2 separate regions of the Homo sapiens genome follow, and region 1 is linked to region 2. A link is a loop called in an ENCODE intact Hi-C map of the cell type or tissue named here. Cell type or tissue: PC-3. All regions are shown on one strand. Each heading gives the region's core, and the rest is flanking DNA. Links, peaks and the distances in the headings are about the cores only. Region 1 overlaps LOC339166 (a long non-coding RNA gene). Region 2 has its middle 130 kb from the start of NLRP1.

What was found. A loop is a pair of places that touch in the nucleus more often than their neighbours do. Peaks named below come from ENCODE experiments on the same cell type or tissue, not always from the same donor. Only the 100,000 strongest peaks of a DNase experiment are listed, where the experiment ranks them.
Region 1: a loop joins it to region 2, with 3 times the contacts of the local background. A loop is called at or near these places in 3 of 110 quality-filtered maps.

What each region holds. Positions count from the first base shown.
Region 1 is chr17:5,779,485-5,791,067 of GRCh38, forward strand. All of the region lies in intron 1 of LOC339166 (a long non-coding RNA gene), which reads left to right. Among named protein-coding and RNA genes, the nearest start is that of NLRP1, 200 kb to the left of the region's middle. RefSeq lists enhancers at 6,159-6,348, 6,515-6,564. In PC-3, for the core only: no CTCF peak of the experiment used is centred there; DNase peaks (open chromatin) are centred at 5,467, 6,047, 6,827 and 9,167; H3K27ac peaks cover 5,050 bases.
Region 2 is chr17:5,711,589-5,723,171 of GRCh38, forward strand. No RefSeq gene overlaps it. Among named protein-coding and RNA genes, the nearest start is that of NLRP1, 130 kb to the left of the region's middle. RefSeq lists an enhancer at 8,622-9,542. In PC-3, for the core only: no CTCF peak of the experiment used is centred there; DNase peaks (open chromatin) are centred at 6,213 and 6,583; H3K4me3 peaks cover 474 bases; H3K27ac peaks cover 2,038 bases.

The DNA.
Region 1 (11,583 bases), core at 1,515-9,514, 68 kb after region 2:
TGCTTTGGGAAACATTTTCTAGTGATGCTGCAAATAGCATGTGCCCTGTGACTGGCCTTCCCGTGGTGCTGTGAGTCTGTGCCTGCTCAGGCCTCCAGCATGGTGACAGGCAGTTGAAACCACCACTTTGTTTCCAAAAGCATAAAAGGATTATGCATAAACTGAGAGGTGGGTGGATAAGCAGAGACACAGAAACTCCAGAGTGTGAATGGTCTGGTTGGGGTTGAGGATGAACGTGGGGAGGTGAGGAGTAAAGAGGGACAGGGACCCACCTACTGTGTGCTGAAACCCCAGTAGGCACTTTCTAAAGTCTGTTCACTTCTCACCACAGTCTTGTGAGTTAGGAGTTTATGACAATAAAATAGTTGAGGGCCGGTTGCAGTGGCTCATGCCTGTAATCCCAGCACTTTGGGAGGCCAAGGTGGGTGGATCACCTGAGGTCAGGAGTTCGAGAGCAGCCTGGCCAATATGGTGAAACCCAGTTTCTACTAAAAAAAAAAAAAAAAATTAGCCAGGCATGGTGGCGGGTGCCTGTAATCCCAGCCACTCTGGAGGCTGAGGTGGGAGAATTGCTTGAACCTGGGAGGCGGAGGTTGCAGTGAGCCGAGATTGCATCATGGCACTCCAGCCTGGGCGACAGAGTGAGACTGTGTCTGAACAAACACACAAAAAATAGTTGAGGAAAGTGAGGCCCAAAGTGTAAACAACTAATTAGTTGGGGATGAGGATCTGAAATGTCTGGATGGCCCCATAGTCAACTGGTTCTCACTCCCATCACATTGACACAGCTTCTGCTTTGAACTTTAACCTGTGAGCCACAGGCAACCACCAAAGGGTTCTAAATAGGGGAGTGATGGGTTCAGAACTAAGTTTTAGCAAAAGCCCTCTGGCAGAAAGGTGGATGATGGATGGGAGGGAGTACTGGGGCTAGGGGGCAGAGACCAGTTCTGAGATTTACTGTAGACTCAGTAAAAGCATTGGAAGTAGGGCAGGAAATGGAGGTGGGGTGGGGAAGATGTGTTAACCATAATCGTATATTGTATAACTTGGTTCTTAAAAAACATATTGGGAGGTAAGAATTTTCCTTGCTGTTTTATAAATAAGGACACCAAAGTCATATGACCGGAAGGCTCCCAGCCTGGATCTGAACTTGAGTGCCTATGACTCAAAGGCTCCTGTAATTTCCTCTAAGCCACCTCATGAGCGCTCCCGCGTGGGCGGTGTCAGATTGGATCCAGACGTGAGGAGAAAGGCAAGGTAGAGTGGCTTTAGAGATATAGAAGTAAGCCGCGGTGGTGGAGTTCTTACCTGGAGAAAGAGAAATCAGGAGGGCGTGGGTTTGGACGCAGCAGGGTATCCAGTGGAAACACTAAGCCAGCAGCTGGAAGTGGAAGTTAGAGGCCTGAAGTCTGGAGATCGCAGATGGGCTGTGGGTTTGAGAGTCTGAAGGGTAGACCTGCTGTCTGAAGGAATGGGAGTGAAGAGGAGAGAGGAGATGTGAGAGAGAAAAAGGAGAGACGGGGAGGAAAGAAGAAAGAGAAGAGAGATGCTGATAGGGCCTCAGGGATGCTGGTGCCCAGGGGGTGGTGAAAGGGAGGAGGGGAGAGAGATACAAAGGAGACTGAGGGTGGGGTGAGGCATAGGGAAGTCAAACCAGGGAAGAGTGTGAAGAGGGAGGTGACCGCCAGTCAAATGCTGCAGAGAGGGGAAGAGGATAAGGCAGAGTGGGTGCCTGGGAATTGAGCCTCGGTGGTTGGGGGTCAGGGGTGGGGTTGGAAAGCTAGTGAGGAAGGTGGACCACAGTACTGTGTAGATGCCTGGACGGGGGCTGCCTGGGATCCTCCTCTGAGGGTCTTGCCTGGGGACTCAAACCAGGATTCTATAGACAACGTCTTCACGTGGCAAGTTATTTTTGCTGTGAACCCACGTGGTCGCGCCTGGTAATTATAGGGTAAAAGGAATTAAGCAAGACATAATTTCTCCCCATCAAACCTGACTGTTTTACGTCTCCACCTCGCACCGGCAGGCAGGCTTTCTCCCTTCACAGGTGCCACTTTGATTTCAGTCACGTTGGAAAGGAATTTGAAACATCTTCAAAGTGATTAAAGAGAGGAAGTCATTGCAAATGTGGGCTAAATGTAATAATCACATAAACTGTTTATGGCCATGGAGCTTTCAGGAGGGAAGGCCTTGTGGTAGCTGACAGTCGGGGTGGGGCTGGGGCTGGTGAGAACAGTGGTGGCAGAGGTGGCGACGGCACTGCAGGTACAGGTGGAGGATGGCTCAGGTGCAGGTGGAGGATGGCTCAGGTGCAGATGCAGGTGCAGGTGGAGGATGGCTCAGGTGCAGATGCAGGTGCAGGTGGAGGATGGCTCAGGTGCAGATGCAGGTACAGGTGGAGGATGGCTCAGGTGCAGGTGGAGGATGGCTCAGGTGCAGATGCAGGTGCAGGTGGAGGATGGCTCAGGTGCAGATGCAGGTACAGGTGGAGGATGGCTCAGGTGCAGGTGGAGGATGGCTCAGGTGCAGTGCAGGTGCAGGCACAGATGCAAGTGGGGATGGATCTAATTGTAATATTAATTATTATTATTACAGCTACTGTTTTTTGAGCATTACTACTCCCTTAGTGCTGTCTCCTTTAACCTTCATTAGAGCCTCATGAAGTGAGCATGATGGTCCTTATAATAAGGGGAGCAAGGTCCAGAGAAGTTCAGTCATTTGTTGAAGACACACACCTAGGAAGGGGCAGGGTTTGGATGTGGAGATAGTCCCATCCCAATTCAAAACCACTCAGCCTCAGCTTCACTGTGTGGGGTCCATGGTCCACGTCTGCTCCCTATGGCATCCCAAGGGGACTCTTTCATGTTCAGGGAATTTGACCTTTGAGTCTAGACCTGGGACTGAGTGGGTGAAACCCTGGCTAATAATTCACCAAAGACTCCAAGACATAAGGGTACTCCTGTGACTCCCTCCCTCCATGCAGGCAAGGTCTTGCTCTGTTGCCAGGCTGGAGTGCAGTGGTGCAATCTCGGCTCACTACAACCTCCACCTCCTGGGTTCAAGCAATCCTCCTGCCTCAGTCCCCCGAGTAGCTGGGATTACAGGCGTGCACCACCATGCCCAGCTAATTTTTGTATTTTTAGTAGAGATGGGGTTTCACCATGTTGACCAGGCTGGTCTTGAACTCCTGACCTCAGGTGATCTGCCTGCCTCAGCCTCCCAAAATGCTGAGATTACAGGCGTGAGCCACTGTGCCTGGCCTCAGATGCCTTTATAAAGCAACTTTAGTTTTGCCTCTTTAAACTCACTTTGTAGGACTTGTTTTCCCCTGATCCTAATGAGATCTCCAGAAGGCCCTGCACTTCTCTGACCACATTTAGATCATAAAATGTTATCTGGTTGCCTCAGCCCCTTGGACAGTCTCAGTTCAGTAATTAGTATGTCTAATCTGGGGCAATACCCAAGGCTCCAAACTTCATTTAAAGCTTGCAATCAGGAAAGGGAGTTGGGGGAGATTTTTCTCTCTTTACTCCCTGCAATAGGTTCCTATTGAAGCTGCATCAAATTATCATGAACTTAGAGGCTTAAACAACACAGATTTACTGTCTTATAATTCTTGATTTATTATCTTGTGGTTCAAAAGTCCAAAATGGGTTGTCAGGACAGTATTCCTGTGGAGGGTTCTAGGGGAGAATCTACTTCTTTGCCTTTTCCAGGTCTCAGTGGCTGCCTGCATTCCTTGGCTTGTGGTCCCGCATTGGTCTGACACCACTTCCAGTTTCGTACCTCCTTTCCAGTGCATGCTTTCTTGACAACGAATCCCCTAATTTTGTATTATTTGCAAAATTGTGGATAGGCTGAGAATCTCCCAATTCCTTTTTCTTGACAGTTCTCTCCTCGATTTACCTCTTTCCTCTCATGTTTTACTATAAGCAGCATGAAGAAAACAGGCTGCACCTTCAACACTTTGCTTGGAAATCTCCTCAACTAAACATTCAAGTTCATCATGTATAAGTTTTGCTTTCCACATGACTGTAGGACACAGTTCAGCTAAGCTTTCTGCTTCTATGTAACAAAGGTCCACTTTCGTCCAGTTTCTAATAACACGCTCCTCATTTCCTTCTGAGCCCTCATTAGAAGCATCTTTAAACTTCTATTTCTGCCAATGGGCTGTTCACAATGATTTGGGTGTTTAGTAAAATGCTACATGTTTTATTATTGTGCTCCTTATTTCCTTCTGGTCATTCATGGTGGAGGCTTTAACATCCATCTTCCTATTGGCAGTATGTTCAAGACAATCTCTGCTTTCTCTATTGTGCCCCTCAATATTCTTTCATCCTCTGCCAACTGCCCAGTTCCAAAGCCATTTCAACATTTTTGTGTATTTGTTATAGCAGCACCTCACTTCTAGGTTCCAGAAATCTCTATCAGTCAGAGTTCAACCAGAGTAACAAGGCCAATGGGAGATAAATATTAAGAGATTTATTGCCTGAAATTGGCTTATGTGATTGTAGGGGCTGCCTAGGCAAGCCTGAAACTTGTAGGGAAGGCTTCCAGGAAGGGCAGGATGGAACTTGCAGGCGCGAGCTGATTCTGCTATCTGCAGGTGGAATTTCTTCTTCTTTAGGGAAGTCTCAGTTCTGGTCTTAAGGCTTTCAACTTATTGAATCAGGACCACTCGGATTATCTGGAATAACCTCCCTTCCTTAACATCAACTGATTATGGACTTTAATCACATCTACAAAATACCTTCACAGCAACACATGGATTCATGTTTGTTTGAATACGTGGGGATTGTAACCTAACCAACTTGACACATAAAACTGACCATCACCCTCGCCCATTCTCCTCTCCTCATCCCACTAGCTAATGAGGGATGAGTGAGGCTAGGAGGTGTGGACTAGGGTAAGGAAAGAAGAAAAGGGCAGGGATGGTTTTCATAACTGTGTGTATGGGGTGAGGGGAATCTGGCAATTATTTCCTCTGACATCAGCTGCTGTTTAGAGCCAAGCCTTTCTCTCATAGGTGCTGCTGAGAGTTTTTCAGACCCCTGGTATTATCAACCTCTGCTGGATAATGCTGCATAACAAACAGCTCCAGAACTCAGTGGCTTAAAACCAGCATTTATTCTCATGGTCATGGGTTTGCAGCTGTTTGGCTGGTTCAGACTGTTTGGCTGGTGGGTCTGCTTCAAGCTATGGGTTCAGGTGGCTGTGGCTCCAGGTTGTGGGTTTGGTTCTTGGCCCCTCTGTGTTCCCTGTAGGGCTCAGGCCCAGGTTCATCTTCTCAAGATGGATCACTGGGACACCAGAGGGCTAGCCCTGCCACATGCAAGCATATTTGCAGCCCTGCCTTGCTCACCTTTTCCCTGCTTTCAGAATACCCCTTTGGCCATAGCAAGTCACAGGCCTAGCTCAAAGTAAAGGAGCAAGGCACCTGTGAGCAGTCACCTGTGCTCACCAGGAGTCCATAGCCAAACTGTGACTATTATAAAGGAGTGAATCATCGTGACCTATGATGCCATATACTACCCTCATCCCTATTCTGGGATCTCTTTTACTTGCCCACTCTCTGTGGGCAGTTTATGACATTCTCTGTTGACTTCTGATTCCTGGGGATGCTCTTCCTCACGCAGACTGTCTTCTGGGGTCCTGATGCCCCTCCAGGCAGCCCTCTGGGTAAATTTCTTTTAAGACCACTCTGAACCATCTCACCTCTGCTCTCTACAATGCTGCCACAGGCTACTTCAGCCAACCTTCTGTCCTTTAAAATTTTCAGACACAAGTCAGACACCCATCCACTCCATCCCCCAAGCTCCACGGGAATTTGCAGCAAAACCCCTTGAAGCCCCTTTCACTAGCAACCCTCAACCTCCCCCAAGAGATTCCTGGAGTCTCCATGCCTGGCCAGGTTCCATTTGTGCAAGAAGGATCAATTGCCAAATTTGAAGTAATTGGAATTTTTTTCCCTCTAGTCACAGTCATTTTTCTCATTCCCAGTCAAGCATGTCCCCTGTGCTGCCTGCTTTTTGCCGGACCCTGCATTTGTGTTTGGAGATGAGACATTTCCTGTCAGCCCCGTTGTGCTCCACTGAGCTGGGTGCTGTGTGAGCTGTTCATTAAGACTGCCTATTATCTCGGATTCCCTTCGGTTGCTCAGAGCAATTTATTTTCTTCCTGAAGGAAAAGAACTTTGGCTCCCCCAGGCCTCAAACCCAGAGGCTTTGGACACATGGGCACCAAAAGTTTAGGGTGGAAAGTTCTGGCTGGTGGCTGGATGCACAGATGACACCCAGTCACATAGAGGATTACTTGGGACAATCACAGGGCAGATGTGAACACCGGTTACATCTGCAGGTACCAGCCAAATGAAATGAAGTGTAACTATACAGTGTTAGGGAAATTTAAAGGATTGCTATTTCTACTGGGCCAGATCGCTACTTCCCAGCATAGAAGAATAACCTCTGATGTCAAATTTAAATAGCCTGTTTTATGCTTCTGTGAATCTAAGTACGAAGCAAGAACATTTAGGCTGAGGAACCCAGTCCTGCCGGCCAGCCATCTGTGTTTCTTGACTGTTCCCCACCATCAGGCCCTCTCAGAGTGGTGGCCTGGCATGGTCCCGTTGGGTAACTGGTATCTTTTATCCACGACACGGGGAGAAGCTGGGTACCCCCTACAGGAAGGGAGGGAGCTCACGTGGCTTCCCACGCTGTTTCTGTGCTGGAAAGTTCCATGGTTCAGCAGTTCTGCTGGCCTCCATAGGGGACAGTCTACTGGTGGCCTCATCTTGCCCTAACCAGTCGACTCATCGTTCAAGTCCCCAGGGAAAATCCTGGCTGAAGCCTCCTCAAGAAAGCAGGTGTTTCTTTCTTGGTGCTGACATGGTATGAGTTCCCCTATTTGCTGTGACACTTACCACATAGTGCTGTAGTGACTCGTGTGTTTATCTGTTTCTCCTTCCAAGCTGTGAGCAACTGCAGGCCTGGCTTTGATGTATCTCTGCATCCCCTGACACACAGCTGAAGCTCAGTAAACCCTGGCTGAAGAGCCGGAGACAAGAGGAGAGGAAAGGGAAACATTGTCTTTCTCCCTCAGCATCTAAGGGGCCTAACTTGGACTTCTAAGTGAGGCTGAAATGCAGCCTTGTCCAGGTTTCAGTGGAGTTGCCAGATGGCTTGGTGTTTGTCAGTGGCTTTGAGGTGATTAATTGGACGTTGTTCTTCTCTCCCGGTGGGTGCCTGAGCCTCAGCCATCTCATCACAGCTGCACTTACCTGGTGGTAAAGCCAAGGTCCAGAAGAAGCGAGCAGCAGTTGACTGCCTCAGGCAACCCAGGCTGCTGGGTGGAATAAACTGGAGAAAAAGAACGGTCAAGTTATCCGAATGATGAGCTGACTGTTTTCAAAAATTAATTGTTTCACCTCCCTCGAGAAGTTTATTTGGAGGGGCCACCTTCCTCCACTGGGGAGCTGGGTCTCGATGCATGAGAGGCAGGATCAAACACTACAGTGTGTTTTGGGGAAAAGTCAGAAAGTAGGAGTCTCTGTATTGCTTAGTTGTGTGACCTTGAGCAATTCTTTTCCTTTTCTGGGAAATTCGGTTTCCCTCTCTGTAGAGTGGAGTGGTTAAGAGTAGTACAGGCTCCTTAGATTCCATCTTGCTACTTTCTACTGGTGAGAACTTGGGAAAATTACTTTTTCTGCAAAATGGGGCCACGATTAGAACTACTTCATTGGGTGATAGTGCATGTTAAATGAGTTAGTAGATAGAAAGTGCTCAGGACAGTGCCTCCGATGTACTGATTGCAGTGTAAATGTTTACTGTTGCTATCATCATCGTCACCACCATCATCATCATTCTCAGATTAGGTCATCAGTCCCTACCACTGTGGGTCTCTGGACTGGGGTGGTCTGTGAGGGGAGCTTTCACCAGCTAGTCAAAGTGAGACACGAATGTCCGCATCATGTACATGGAAGGTGGTCAACATTTCTTTTTGGGAAAAGTTGTTATTTTATTCTGAAACAATGTCCTTTCTACGCTTTAAGTGCTAAAATATCATTTTTAAATGAAATAATAATTATAATTTAAAAAATGTCCTATCTGGCAAAACAAGAAGCTGGTGGTACCCACCTTGGGGGTTTGAGGCATCACATGGTCCAATTTCCTCATTATTTATATGACGCTTCTTTGAGGGCAAGAGAGTTGGCCAAGGTCATGAGACAGTCTCAACCCACCAGATATCGGAGAAGTAGACCCTGGTCCTTGTTAGGTTTGTTTATGTATTTATTTGAGTCTTGGTCTGTCACCCAGGTTGGTGTGCAGTGGCATGATCATGGCTCACTGCAGCCTCCAACTCCTGAGCTCAAGGAATTTTCCCCCTTCAGCCTCTGGAGTAGCTGGGACTACAGGTGTGCACCACCATGTCCGGCTTATTACTATTATTATTACTATTATTGACTATTAGTTTATAGAGACAGGGTCTCATTATGTTGCCCAGGCTGGTGTCCAACTCCTGGGCTCAAATGATCCTCCCACCTCGGCCTCCCAAAGTGCTGAGATTACAAGTGTGAGCCACTGCACCTCGTCCCACTTGTTGGTTTGAAATGGCTGTTTCTGTGTCTGGTTTCCTTCCTCCAAAGGAAAGGAAGAAAGTGACTATGATATCCTAGTGAAATTCTCCTCAAATCAGTAGTATGATAGAAAATGTAACTAGGAGAAATTGTAGAAGTCAAGTTCAATTCCATCGAAACTTCACTGAGCACCTACGAATGCCATGTTGCATGACAACCAACTCCTATTAATGCCATGTTGTATGACAACCAACTCCAGTCCTGCCACCACAGCCTCTCTCCAACATTTACTGTACACATAGGAAGCACCAGACATGGTGATAATGCCTCACGTGGATTATCTCACTGTCTTCTGAGGAGTATGAGGTATGTATGGTTGGCCCCATTTCACAGAGGAAGAAACTGAGACTTGGAATAGTGCAGGACCTTGCCCAGGGTTTCACAGTCAGAAGTGGGACCAAGAGAAGTCTGTTTGACACCAAGGTTGGGCTTCCAGCCCCCATATCATGCTGTCATTGTGGGCACCACGCATGGCTCCGGCCGTACCCAGAGTTGGTGACTAAGTCTGAGCTCACATGTGTGATTATGTGATTCGTGTCTGTCCTCAGCAGCTGCTCCAGGGAAAATAGAGTGAGAATGCCTTTTGCTCACCCCTTATCTTCAGCACCCAGCATGGGGCCTGCCTGGCACAGATTAACTGATCACTGAATACTCGCTGATTGGATGAATGAGTGAATGAATGAATTTGTTGAGAATCACCCAGGAAAGAATTCTGCCCCCACCCTGCCTCCAAGATTCTCATTCAAGAACTTGGGAGGGAGCATATAAGTCTACCTTTTAGGCCAGGCGCGGTGCCTCACACCTGTAATCCCAGCATGTTGGGAGGCCGAGGTGGGCGGATCACCTAAGGTCAGGAGTTCGAGACCAGCCTGACCAACATGGCGAAACTCTGTCTCTACTAAAAATACAAAAATTAGCCTGGCGTGGTGGTGGGTGCCTGCAATCCCAGCTACTCGGGAGGCTGAGGCAGGAGAATCGCTTGAACCTGGGAGGCAGAGGTTGCAGTGAGCTGAGATCATGCCACTGCACTCCAGCCTGGGTGACAGAGCAACACTCCCTCCATCTCAAAAACAACAAACAAAAAAACCCAAATCTACCTTTTAAGTTCTGCTCATGCCCCAGAAACTGCCCTCTAAGACACCTGGCTGTAGGGAAATGGGTTTTTCTAAAGATCAGGCAGGGAGACCTTGGTATTTTATTCTGCAGGCAATGGGGAATCACTAAAGAGGGATTTGATGAGGGGATGGGAAGTCCTCCAGAGCTGCGCTTTACAAAAATTGCCGAATGACTTTGCTTGTCCCCTTGCCTAGTGATGCCCCCTCCCTTTTTTTTTTTTTTTCTGTCAAGACTGATTCTGAACAAGAGAGATTCAGGACAAACATCTCCGTGCTGCCGCTGTGGAGCAGTCGGTTCACTTTCAGCCTTTTGCTGCCTCTCTGACAGCAGGCGGCCCGTTAGGGGCTCCCTGACCTTCCGCAATGGATTGTTAGCGCATTTGAGCCCTTTGTAGGAGGATTTCCTCTGCCGTAATTGGACCTTCACTCTGTTGCGCTTCCTGACCACAGAGCTTGTTAGCTGTCAGGCAAGACTGTGAATTTGCACAATGGCCAGCGAGGCTCATTTTTCATAGGCTACCCTGCCACGGGAGCACCCTATGGAAGGACGCCCATAATGCAGGAATACGCCGTATTGTGGGGGAGGAGAGAAGAATTAGGGCCCAACTTGGGAATGGGGAGCATGACAAAATGAAATCTCCCCGCTGGGTTCCCATAGAACTCCGTTCAGTCAGGTGCATGTCTGCCGAGCGTCTGTGTTTAAGGCTATCGTGCTGGGTTTGCTGTCAACCCAGTTACTCCAAGGGAACAATGACAGCTTCTTCCAGTTCTCTGACTCCTTCCCAGGATTTCTTTTAGAAGGAGGTTCATTTGAGCAGTCTGTAAGCATGAGGGGAATCACTGGGCTGAATGGGAGCTAGTGACAGGGCCAGAAGTGGAACTCAGCTTGTTGCTGCCCAGCGGAGAAAACCTGTGCTTCTACAGTCCTGGCTCACTTGCAGAGGGGACATTGCGGAATCCTGCGTCTATCCTAGGCTCTTAGATCCTGAATTTTAGGAGAGGATCCTACGTGTTTTTCCCCCTGCTTCTTTGCCTGACATCACTGAAGTGACCCTAGGCTCTGCAGAGCTGCCTTGGACCCAGGGACTTAGTAAAAACTGTATTTGGGGGAATGAGAGGAAGCTTTGTGAAAAGAGAATAGAAAGGAAATACGGGGAAGACGGAGGGAAAACAGGAAGATTCTGCATCCTCAGGTTTGCCAGTGGCCTTGTAGACCTGAGCTATGAGAGACGAATAGAGATCGTGAAACCAGGACCATGAGTGATGGGCGTTGGGTGGGCACCAGCTTCGGGGAGGGCGAGGCAGGGGCAGGAGAGTAGATGTTTATAACCAGACTTTGCTGGTGCTTGCTATTCTCTGTGCACCCCTGTCCTATACCCTCGAATCCTGTCTGCCCTTTTTGCCTCCCTGACCTGTGCTGTGCCCCAGGAGGACATCACCCAGGGTTTCCTTGCTGACTATCTGTTGGGTTTGGCCAGTGAGGCACTAATAGAAGATTGGAGAGGGGAGAGAGAAAGAGAGAGAGAGGATGAGGCGGGGCTTTCTCTGACCCTCCTTGCTCTGGGCCATGTTCTGGAAGTTGCTGGACCCGTCCATGTCCTGTCTGGTGTCATCTTCAGTGGCTCTAGCTCTCACTGGGTCCCAGTCATATTTCTTTCCTCTTCTCCTTTATGCCTATGGGTGGTGATGCCTCACAATTCCTGCCGCAACACTGAGAGGAGTTCCTTAATTTGAGTTTCTTCCTTTGCATCATCCCTGTTGGATTCTGTGTCCTCATGGGGTCTGATTGATGTAGGGCTTCTGTTTCCTGGGCCTCCTCATCTTGGGCATGGCTTT
Region 2 (11,583 bases), core at 1,780-9,779:
CGGATGGCTCCGCAGGGATGCCTTTGATAATCCCAGGGCCTGAAACGGATCCCACCACACAACTCACAACTGAATCTGGATCCCAGCGTCACCTCTGCCTAATTTCTGACTCACATACTGACTGGTTTCATGTACTGTCGAAGTTGATGGATGGAGGTGAGAAATAATTTTTTTATGTTACTTGTCAATATGAGTCAATTCCTCCTTTTTCCTCTTCTGTGTGCAAAGTCCTGGTTTGGGTACCAAAAAGACATGGGAGACACTATATCTTAGGCACTGTTATTGCTGCTGGGGAGACAGCAGTGAATGGGCTATAGACACATTGCTTGTCCTCTTGGAGCTTGGAATTTAGTGGGAATCCCAGGTAGCTTAACTATGAAGAGGGATGAAATTTAGGATAAAGTGCTATGGGAGGGAAGAAGAGGAGACTTAATCCAGTTTGGGGTTGTGGAGCCAATTTCAAGGTGAGGCTTGAACAATGGGCAGGAATTATGCAGCTAGAGGAGCCAGAGGTGGGTGGGAAGGGAAGGTGTGTTTCAGGCAGAGGCGCCAAATGTGGCACAGAGATGAGAATAGCACAGTGAAGTTGAGGAACTGTTGAAGTCGAATTGGAACCCAGAGTTCAAAGAGAAGAGTGGAGACAGATGAGCAGGAGGAGGGTTGGCAGGAAAGGCCTTGTAAGCTCAAGGGTTTGACTCTACTTCTAAGAGCCAACTATTGTATATGAGAGGGAGGGCTCACATCTCCATTTTAGTTGACTTGGCTGCTTTGTTATAGTCCCTTTGCATTGCTATAAAGGAATACCTGAGAATGGGTAATTTATAAAGAAATGGTGAAGCCCCACTAAAAATACAAAAAATTAGCCAGATGGGGTGGTGGGCACCTGTAATCCCAGCTACTCGGGAGGCTGAGGCAGGAGAATCGCTTGAACCCAGGAGTCAAAGTTTGCTGTGAGCTGAGATCATGCCATTGCACTTCAGCCTGGGCAACAAGAGCAAAACTCCGTCTTAAAGAAAATTATAAAGAGAAGAGGTTTATTCGGCTCACAGGTCTGCAGGTTGTACACTCATAGTGCTGGGAAATGCTCCTGGTGAGGGCCTCAGGAAGTTTACAGTCATGGTGGAAGGCGAAGGGGAGCCAGTGTGTTACATGGTGATAGAGGGAGCAAGAGAGAGGGAGGAGGTGTTGGGCTCTTTTCAACAACCAGATCTAATGTGAATTCATAGAGAGAGAAGTCACTCATAACTGCAAGAACAGCACAAAACCATTCATGAGGGATCTGCCCCCATGATCCGAACACCCACTATGCCCACCTCCAACACTTGAGGTCACATTTCAACATGAGATGTGGAGAGGACACAACATTCCAATGATATCAGCTGCTTTAGAAAAGAGAAGGCTGGAGACGGGGCAGGGAGAACAATGGGCAGATATTGTGCAGTTCTAGAAAGAGGGGATAGTGTCCTGGTCTAGGGCAGGATAGAGAGGAAGAAGTGGATGGAGAGTAGGGTTTTTAGTAACACTTCCCACCCCAGGAGTAACAGCATGTTAAATACAATGGGTCTGAGTCCTAATAGGTGCTACCTTTCTTTACCAACAGAAAGTGACATTTCTCTGTGGCAAAGTCAATGTTATTGTTCATCACACATTGAGTTCTAACCAGAGGAATATGGGCAGAACTGATGTAAGTCTTTTCCAGGATTGAGCTAAAAACATTCCACTCAACCCTCCAGGCTTCCTGAATGGTGGTTTTCTAAGACAGCTGGAGCTTGAATCCCTGAATCCCTACTTGGAGGAGCGACCCCAGGACAATGTCTTATCTTGTTTCAAGTCGTGATAGGAACAAGAAACCACCGTGTGTTAGTTAAATCACTGAAATTTTGAGGTTGGTAATTATAGAAACTGGCATTTCTTACCAGGCCTACCACAAACCAGTTGGGCTCATATTTTTCTTAGTTCTTTCACGGCATTTTGGTGGTTTCTAACTCTCTGTTCATCCAGAGAAGAGGAATTGTTCAGTGTGGAGAAGGAAGGAAAGGCAGTCATACAGAAACAGAGATATATCTACACACGGATACATGGGGCCCCTCAACCAAGATACCCATACAGGCCCAGAAAATCACTCAGTAATAATGATAAAACAATAAAACCGAAATTCCTTGAATGTCATGGTCTGTGCTAATAGTTAATTAAATCCCACAACAACCCTACGAAGTAGATACTATTATCATTCTCTCTCTCTCTTTTTAATTTTTGAGACAGGACCTTGCTCTGTTGCTCAGGCTGTAGTGCAGTGGTGCAATCACAGCTCACTGCAGCCTTGATCTCCTGGGATCAAGTGATCCTCCCACCTCCGCCTCCTAAGTAGCTGGGACTATTGATGCATGCCATCATGCCTGGCTATTTTTTAAATTTTATTTTTGTAGAGATGACGCCTCTCTATGTTGCCAGGGCTTGCTTCTCTCTCTCTCTCTCTCTCTCTCTCTCTCTCTCTCTCTCTCTCTCTCTCTCTCTTTAACAGATGGGAAAACTGAGTTCAAGAGGGGATGAGTAACTTTCCCAAGGCCACATAGGATTTAGACCCAGGCATCCCGACTCAGGAGTCTGTCCTTTTAGCCACAACTCACAGACAAGGGCACGGTGACAGAGGTCTGGGGATGGACACACATACACACAAACACACACACACGACAGAGACAGAGAGTATCTGGATTGTCCTTGTCCTCAGCATGAACACCATTCCGCTTTCAGGAGAGAGATGGCCAGATTGCAGTGGTGACAAGAACAGAGCATTGCCGTTACTGAAGACTTACTTTAATGAAATTCTCAGCTGGCTCAGGACATTTTGTTTCTCTCTAGATAACTTCCTGATGCTATCACTTTTGCATACCCTGTTTATTTCACCTGCTCCGTCTCTCCCTGGCCCAAAAGGGAGGCTCTGTTGGTTTGTTTGATGTTCCTTAGATACAAATGATCCTTCCCTGAATAACAAATAGGATGCACCCTTCAGAGGGATTTATGATTCACCTCTTGTTCCTCTAGTTTCTAAATGAGATACTTCCCCAGAAGGTGCTTTTTCCCAGTTAACACCTGAAACTTTGTCCCAGCAGATGGGTTGTCTGCTGAGCACACGGGCTTAGTTTTTCAGATCCTGGGCTTGATGTGTCACCCAGACTCTGGCCTCTGAAACCTTAGGCTGCCCAGAGTGGAGAAGTTGTCAGCAATGAGAACCCCTGCCTCGGCATATTTGTGGGTGTGAGGAGTAGTTCCTGTGGGAAGTTCCTGGGATAACAGTTTCTAGGTTGGGCTGGTCTCTTCATCCATCAGTTCTAGTCGCTATTGCTGCAAAACTGAGGGGTGTCATGCAGCCATTTTTATTACATTTACAGATTCTGTAGGTTAGGAATTTGGACAGGACCCAGTGGGGATGGTGTGTCTCTGCCCCATAGTGTCTGGGGCCTCTGCTGGAAAGATTTGAAGGCAGGTGTTGGCGGCGGGGGGAGTCACTTGATAGCTTTGGGCTGGAGTCATCTGGAGATGTCTTCACTTATATCTGGAGGTTGATATGATATATAACATCTGAAGCTGACCATCAGACAGAGCCAGATGGACGGAGCGCCTCTACTTGGCTTCCCCATGTGATCGCTCTGCGTGCGCTAGTTTGGGATGGTATACAGCATAGCCATGGGGTTTTAAGAGGAAGCATCCCAGCCGGGGGCGGTGGGTCACACCTGGAATCCCAGCACTTTGGGAGGCTGAGGTGGGTGGATCACCTGAGGTCAGGAGCTGGAGACCAGCTTGGCCAACGTTGTGAAACTCCGTCTCTACTAAAAATACAAAACGTAGCCGGGCATGATGGCACTCGCCTGTAATCCCAGCTACTTGGGAGGCTGAGGCAGGAGAATCACTTGAGCCCAGGAGGTGGAGGTTGCAGTGAGCCGAGATGGCGCCGTTGTACTCCAGCCTGGGCAACAAGAGCGAAACTTCGTCTCAAAAAACAAAACAAAACAAAAAAAATTGCGACATAGCACTGGAGGTTACATAATGTTACTTCTGCCATGCTGTTTTGGCTGAGACAGCCACAAAGTATTTCTAGGTTTAAGGGAAGAGGATACTGATCTCACCACTCAATGGGGAAGTGGCAAGGTTAGAAGAGGACGTGGGAAAAGCCTCTTTGCAGCCACCTTGGAGAATGTAACTGATATACCATTTCACATGTGAATCCCTTCCTTGTAGCCCACTGCATGCCCTTGCAGCTTCCGCTCTCCTATACTCCTATCATGGGGAGTTCACTACTTGTTCCAGTTAATTTTCTTTGAGTGTAAGCAACAGAAGCCCACTCTGGCTAACTTAAGCAACGCAGGATGTACTGACACAAGGTGGGGGGTGTTGAAGGATGGAAGGGAAGGCTGAAGATCCAGGCTTGGCATGAAAAACGACCAGGGCAGTGCAAGAAGAAGTCTTGTTCAGTCACGCCTGGGGGATAAATTCCAAACCATATTTGAAACTTTTAGTCATTCTGTTCAAAATTTAAATCACGAGGCGAGAAGATCTGAATGGCCCTGTGCTACGAACTTTACCACTTACTACTTACTTGACTCTGGGAAGGTTGTTTCACTGCTTTGTGACTCAGTTTCCTCATCTGTAAAATGGGGACACTCATAGCAGCTACTTCATAGTTTATGTGAGACTTAAATAAGATGGTGGTTACAAAGTGGTTAGCCCAAAGTCTAGCACATGGTAAATCTTCAATTAATATTAGCTAACAACTGCAACAATAACAACAACTGCTACTGTTACTGCAATGACTATTTTTACTATTATTATTTTTGAGATGGTGTCTCACTCTGTTGCCCAGGCTGGAGTGCAGTGGCATAATCTTGGCTCACTGCAACCTCCGTCTCCTGGGTTCAAGCAATTCTCCTGCCTCGGCCTCCTGAGTAGCTGGGACTACAGGTGCATGCCACTATGCCTGGCTAATTTTGTATTTTTAGTGGAGAAGGAGTTTCACCATGTTGGTCAGGCTAGTCTCGAACTCCTGACTTCAGGTGATCCACCCGTCTCGGCCTCCCAAAGGGATGGGATTACAGGCATGAGCCACTGTGCCCAAGCCAGACTATTACTATTTTGGTTGGCTTGCTTCTGTGCGTAGTACAGGGTCAGGCACACAGTAGGTGCTTAGTTTTAGTGCTGAATGCATGAACAAATAAATGAATGGCTTCTGCTCTAATACATAGCAATCAAGTTCTTTGAAGTCATCTTTAGACATTTCTTTCTTTTTTTTTTTTTTTTTTGAGATGGAGTTGCCCAGGCTGCAGTGCAGTGGTGTGATCTCGGCTCACCACAACCACCGCCTCCCGGATCCAAGTGATTCTCCTGCCTCAGCCTCCTGAGTAGCTGAGATTATGGGCATGTGTCACCATGCCCGACTAATTGTTTTGTATTTTTAGTAGAGACGGGGTTTCTCCATGTTGGTCAGGCTGGTCTTGAACTTCCAACCTCAGGTGACCCACCCGCCTTGGCCCCCCAAAGTGCTGGGATTACAGGTGTGAGCCACCGCACCCGGCCTAGACATTTCTTATAATTAGATCAAAACAAGAAAAATCAACATATAAGAATCTCAGTGCATTTAAATATTAGACCCACCCTCCTGAGTGACTGTTTTCTCTTTCTCTTCCTTCCTTCCTTCCTTCTTTCCTTCTTTCTTTCTTTCTTCTTTCTTTCTCTTTCTTTCTTTCTTTCTTTCTTTCTTTCTTTCTTTCTTTCTCTTTCTTCCTTCCTTCCTTCCTTCCTTCCTTCCTTCCTTCCTTCTTTCCTCCTTCCTTCCTTCCTTCCTTCCTTTTTGAAAGAGTTTTGCTCTTGTTGCACAGGCTGGAGTCCAATGGTTTGATCTCAGCTCACTGCAACCTCTGCCTCCTGGGTTCAAGCGATTCTCCTCCCTCAGCCTCTGGAGCAGCTGTGATTACAGGCGCCCGCCACCATGCCCGGCTAATTTTGTACTTTTGGTAAAGTACAAAATGTTGGCCAGGCTGGTCTCGAACTCCTAACCTCATGTGATCCACCCACCTCGGCCTCCCAAAGTGCTGGGATTACAGGTGTGAGCCACCGCACCTGGCCCTTGGTGATTGTGTTCTGTGTCTGTAGTCCTTCTTCTGAAAAATAATCCCTGGTGTTGCTCTTTGCCCGAGTCCTTCAGAAATGCTGCAAACAGTAAACAAGCAACTCCACTCCAAGGAGGTGAATCATCTGCTGACGGGATTGCATTCCACATCAATTCTCGTGTCATATTTGATTAATTTTGTATCTAGCTTCATTACATCTCATCCCTCATTTCAAAGGTGTCCTTCATAGGGGACACTGGAGGAAGCAGAGAGGGGAGACCGGGCAATGGACATCCTGCTGCGAAGAGTTCATGGATGCCCCAAACAGTAGCAACTGAGATTTAACCCTCTCAGAGTCCCACCTCTGCCCATGAGATGAGCTCTCTGCTGTTACTGCAGCGTTTCCCAAGCTTGAGTCACGGTGACCCAGCCACCATGAGACAGCCACTTTACACACCATTAATCAGCAGAATGGCTGGCAAATGCTAACCCACTTAGCAGTGATATCCTAGCAGGTGACAGCTACCGGAGCTGACAGCATCTGGCTGGAGGGCACACATCTCCAGGCAGGCCGTCTGGAGCTCTCTGAGTTCTATGTGGGTTACTGTGAAGCTGAAGGTGAGACTTCCAGCTTCCTGGCCAAGAGTTGCTTAAATGGGTCAGGGCAGGATTTAACTCTGGCACATCTGAGTTCTGGGCCCTTATTCACCAGGGCTGATGACATCTCCTTCCCATTCTTCCCCTTCTACCCACGTCCTACCACATCTTGGAACTCTGAGGATTCATCTAACATTTATTGAATTCAATTCAATAATTTGTTGAGTGGTGTAGCGGAAACCTCTGCTGTTTACGTTATGTCTGTCCTTTTGGCCCACTTCTAATTTCAGGTGAAGCTGTGTGCATGTGTGACTGTAGCTGTGGCTATGCATGGAGGCTGAGCCTGGATCCTGCCCTCAGACCATGCTGTAGTCATGGTCACAGACTGAGCCCTCATTTTGGTCACAGGCTGAGCTCTGATCATGGTCACGGACTGAGCCTTCCTCCTGGTCACAGAGAGAGCCTTGATTCTGGTCATAGACTGAGCTCTACAGACTAAGCTCTGATCATAAGAGAACACAGTGAGAAAGAGATTGAGGATGGCTCAGTTCAGGCCACCCTCACTTCTGCAGTCGCAGGCGGGAGCCGTGCCCTCTCAGTGGGATATGAGGAGTGGGGGAATCAGAGTAAAGGCATCCTGCATCTGAACAAAGACAGTGCCAATTATGGCAGCTTGCATTCTCAGGTTCTTAACTTGGAAAAAGCCGCTGTGGTTTCAGGCACAGCCTAATGAGGTTTTCAGAGCTGTGTCTTATTTCCTTTAGTGCATAGAGGTTATTGTGTTTTGCAGGAAAATTAACTAGCAATTAAATTTCTGAAAAAGTGTTTGAAACTCCTACAAGCAGTGCCTCATTGTTTTGCAAGATTGGGTACACAATGTAATAATTCCATCTGCAAATTAATTTTCTCTCACTCACGGCTTCTGATGTAACTGCAATGTCATCCATTTAGTCATTCATTCATCCTTTGATTCAGTGCACATTTACTACGTACCTCATGTTGAACCTGGCACTGTGGGGAGGGCAGAGGTGGGTCTCTGCTTCCCAGGCAGCTCCCTGTCTAGAAGGAAGACAAGATTTTCTCAGAAATAATGGTCAGAGGAGGCAGACTATGATCATTCCATTAGAAGGAGATTTATAGTGATTTGGACTTCCAGATTTAGGAGGAGGGGGAGGTAACTCCTGACTTTGTCTCAGTGAAGAAAGAATAGAAAGAAAGCTGAAAGTAGCCAGGCGCAGTGGCTCACGCCTGTAATCCCAGCACTTTGGGAGGCCGAGGCAGGTGGATCATGAGGTCAAGAGATCGAGACCATCCTGGCCAACAGGGTGAAACCTGGTCTCTACTAAAAACACAAAAATTAGCTGGGCATGGTGGCACGCGCCTGTAGTCCCAGCTACTTGGGAGGCTGAGGCAGGAGAATTGTTTGAACCTGGGAGGCAGAGACTGCAGTGAGCTGAGATCGCACCACTGCACTCCAGCCTGATGACAGAGAGAGACAGAGGAAAAAAAAAAAGAAAGCTGAAAGTTGTAGTAACTAACATTGATTAGGCACCTGCAATATGTCAGACTCTGTGGCAGGTGTTTTGCATCTGGGATCTCATTCAATCCTTAGGCCAGTCCTATGAGATGGTGTTATCACCCCCATTTACAGATCAGGAAACTGAGGCTCAGACAGGTTGGATGACTTGCTTAAGATCACATACCCAGCAAGTGTTGGAGTCTGTTTTGGAACTTGCAACTGTCTGATTAAAACATTTCCCACTAAACATGCTAAATTCTTTAAGGATGACTTCTTTGCCAAGTGGTTTGTAGCCTTCCTGCTTCCCATCAGCACAAATGAAGGAGTTGGAGAAGGTCTAGAGGGGAGCTCTGCCAAGGCCAGAATGACATCAAATGTGCTCTGAAGAAGTAAGCGGCTGGGACTGCAGGAGAGATGGCTACGTGGTCACTTACTGAATATCTACTGTGTGTCTACGTAGTGCTTTCCATACGTTTTCTCATTTCATCCTCACATACACTCTTCAGGGTAGGCATTATTAGCTGCATCATTTTTGTTGTTGTTAAGGAAATGAAGACTTAGAGAAGCTAAATGATCTGTTCACAGTCACACAACTGGTAAATGATGGAGCTGTGATTCATGCTCAGGTCTGTCTGACTCTGAAGTCTGACTCCTTTTCTTTTCTTTACCTATTCTTTTTCTTTTCTTTTCCTTTTCTTCTTTTCTTTCGTTTTCTCTTTTTTTTTTTTTTTTGAGATGGAGTTTTGCTCTTGTTGCCCAGGCTGGAGTGCAATGGTGTGGTCTTGGCTCACTGCAACCTCTGCCTCCCTGGTTCAAGCAATTCTCCTGCCTCAGCCTCCCAAGTAGCTGGGGTTACAGGCATATGCCACCATGCCTGGCTAATTTTTGTATTTTTAGTAGAGATGGGGTTTCACCATGTTGGCCAGGCTGGTCTCGAACTCCTGACCTCAGGTGATCCACCTGCCTTGTCTTCCCAAAGTGCTGGGATTACAGGTGTGAGCCACTGCGCTTGGGTCTGACACTTTTCTTTTTTTTTTTTTTTTAATTTTTATTTTTTTTATTGATCATTCTTGGGTGTTTCTCGCAGAGGGGGATTTGGCAGGGTCACGGGACAATAGTGGAGGGAAGGTCGGCAGATAAACAAGTGAACAAAGGTCTCTGGTTTTCCTAGGCAGAGGACCCTGCGGCCTTCCGCAGTGTTTGTGTCCCTGGGTACTTGAGATTAGGGAGTGGCGATGACTCTTAACGAGCATGCTGCCTTCAAGCATCTGTTTAACAAAGCACATCTTGCACCGCCCTTAATCCATTTAACCCTGAGTGGACACAGCACATGTTTGAGAGAGCACAGGGTTGGGGGTAAGGTCATAGATCAACAGGATCCCAAGGCAGAAGAATTTTTCTTACTACAGAACAAAATGAAAAGTCTCCCATGTCTACTTCTTTCTACACAGACACAGCAACCATCCGATTTCTCAATCTTTTCCCCACCTTTCCCCCCTTTCTATTCCACAAAACCGCCATTGTCATCCCGGCCCATTCTCAATGAGCTGTTGGGCACACCTCCCAGACGGGGTGGTGGCCGGGCGGAGACGCTCCTCACTTCTCAGACGGGGTCGCGGCCGGGCAAAGGGGCTCCTCACGTCCCAGACGATGGGCGGCCAGGCGGAGACGCTCCTCACCTCCCAGACGGGGTGGCGGCCGGGCAGAGGCTGCAATCTCGGCACTTTGGGAGGCCAAGGCAGGCTGCTGGGAGGTGGAGGTTGTAGCGAGCCGAGATCACGCCACTGCACTCCAGCCTGGGCGCCATTGAGCACTGAGTGAACCAGACTCCGTCTGCAATCCCGGCACCTCGGGAGGCCGAGGCTGGCGGATCACTCGCGGTTAGGAACTGGAGACCGGCCCGGCCAACACAGCGAAACCCCGTCTCCACCAAAAAAATACGAAAACCAGTCAGGTGTGGCGGCGCACGCCTGCAATCGCAGGCACTCGGCAGGGTGAGGCAGGAGAATCAGGCAGGGAGGTTGCAGTGAGCCGAGATGGCAGCAGCACAGTCCAGCTTCGGCTCGGCATGAGAGGGAGACCGTGGAAAGAGAGGGAGAGGGAGAGGGAGAGGGAGAGGGAGAGGGAGAGGGGAGAGGGGAGAAGGGAGAGGGGAGAGGGGAGAGGGGAGAGGGGAGAGGGGAGAGGGGAGAGGGGAGAGGGAGAGCGGCCCTGACACTTTTCATCTTACTTAGCTGCTTCTTCTGTGGTGTGGTGTATTCCCAGGCTTGGGGCATGGTGGACCGTTACACGGTGCACATTGTAGGTTGTTCCTAGGAGTTTCTGAGATTAGGCATCAGGAAGAAGGGATGACTTGTCCTGAGGCTCAAGCCCTAATTCTAGCTCCTGTCCCCAGCTGGATCCTTTGCCAGAGCCAATCATCTCATCCACCACTTCTTAAGAGGCCTCATCTATCCTATGGCAATTACTAACACCTGGTTGTAGATGACATGCTAATCCTACCCGGGCCCTTCCCCTGAGCTGCAGACCTTTACCTGTTCACCTTCCGGACAGCTCTTTCCAGATGACCCTGGGAATGTGAACCCAGCACAGCCAGATGAAATCATCACCTTCTCCTGCCTGCCCTTCCTAATGGTCCCCATTTGAGTGAATGGCACCCTCTGAAAGCCTTTCTTTTCAAATCCTTTCCTCTCTCAAGCATATAAATAACAACTTGGTGACTGCATCCTGTCTTTCCTTCTGATGGTTCCCTTGCTCCACCCCCACACCACTGCCTTGGTTCAGGCCTCGTGCCTCCTCCCAGATGGTTACCTGCCTTTAGTGTTGCTCTGCCCAGCTCCATACTATAGCTGGAGTGGTGGTTGCAGAGGACACAGGCTCTGAACCTGTGATGTGCTGTCACCCATGGCAAGTCCCTTAACCTTTCTGTGTCTCCTCCTCCCTGTAAGTGAAATGAAGATAACAGAACCTTCCTGGTAGGGTTTGTGTGAATTATATGATGTGATATAGCATGTGGATAAAGCATGTGGAAATGGATTTGGTTCATAATAGACACTCAATAACTATTAGCCAATGCAAGCAGACCAGAACAGATGATGCCTATTCTGCTCAAAGTCTTCTGGTGGCTCCCCATTGCCTCTGGAATTGAATCCAGGCTCCTTATAGGCCTTTGAATTTGGCTCCGACCATCTCTCTAGCATCATATCCTGATATCCTGGAGCTTATCCCTTACCCCATCTCTACCTCTTGTCTTACCCCAATATTTTTTCTACTTTATTTTTGTGTGTATTTATGGTGTATGACATGATGTTTTGAAATATCTATAAATTGCGGCATTTCCCTACTTTTATTTCCATCCATATGGAT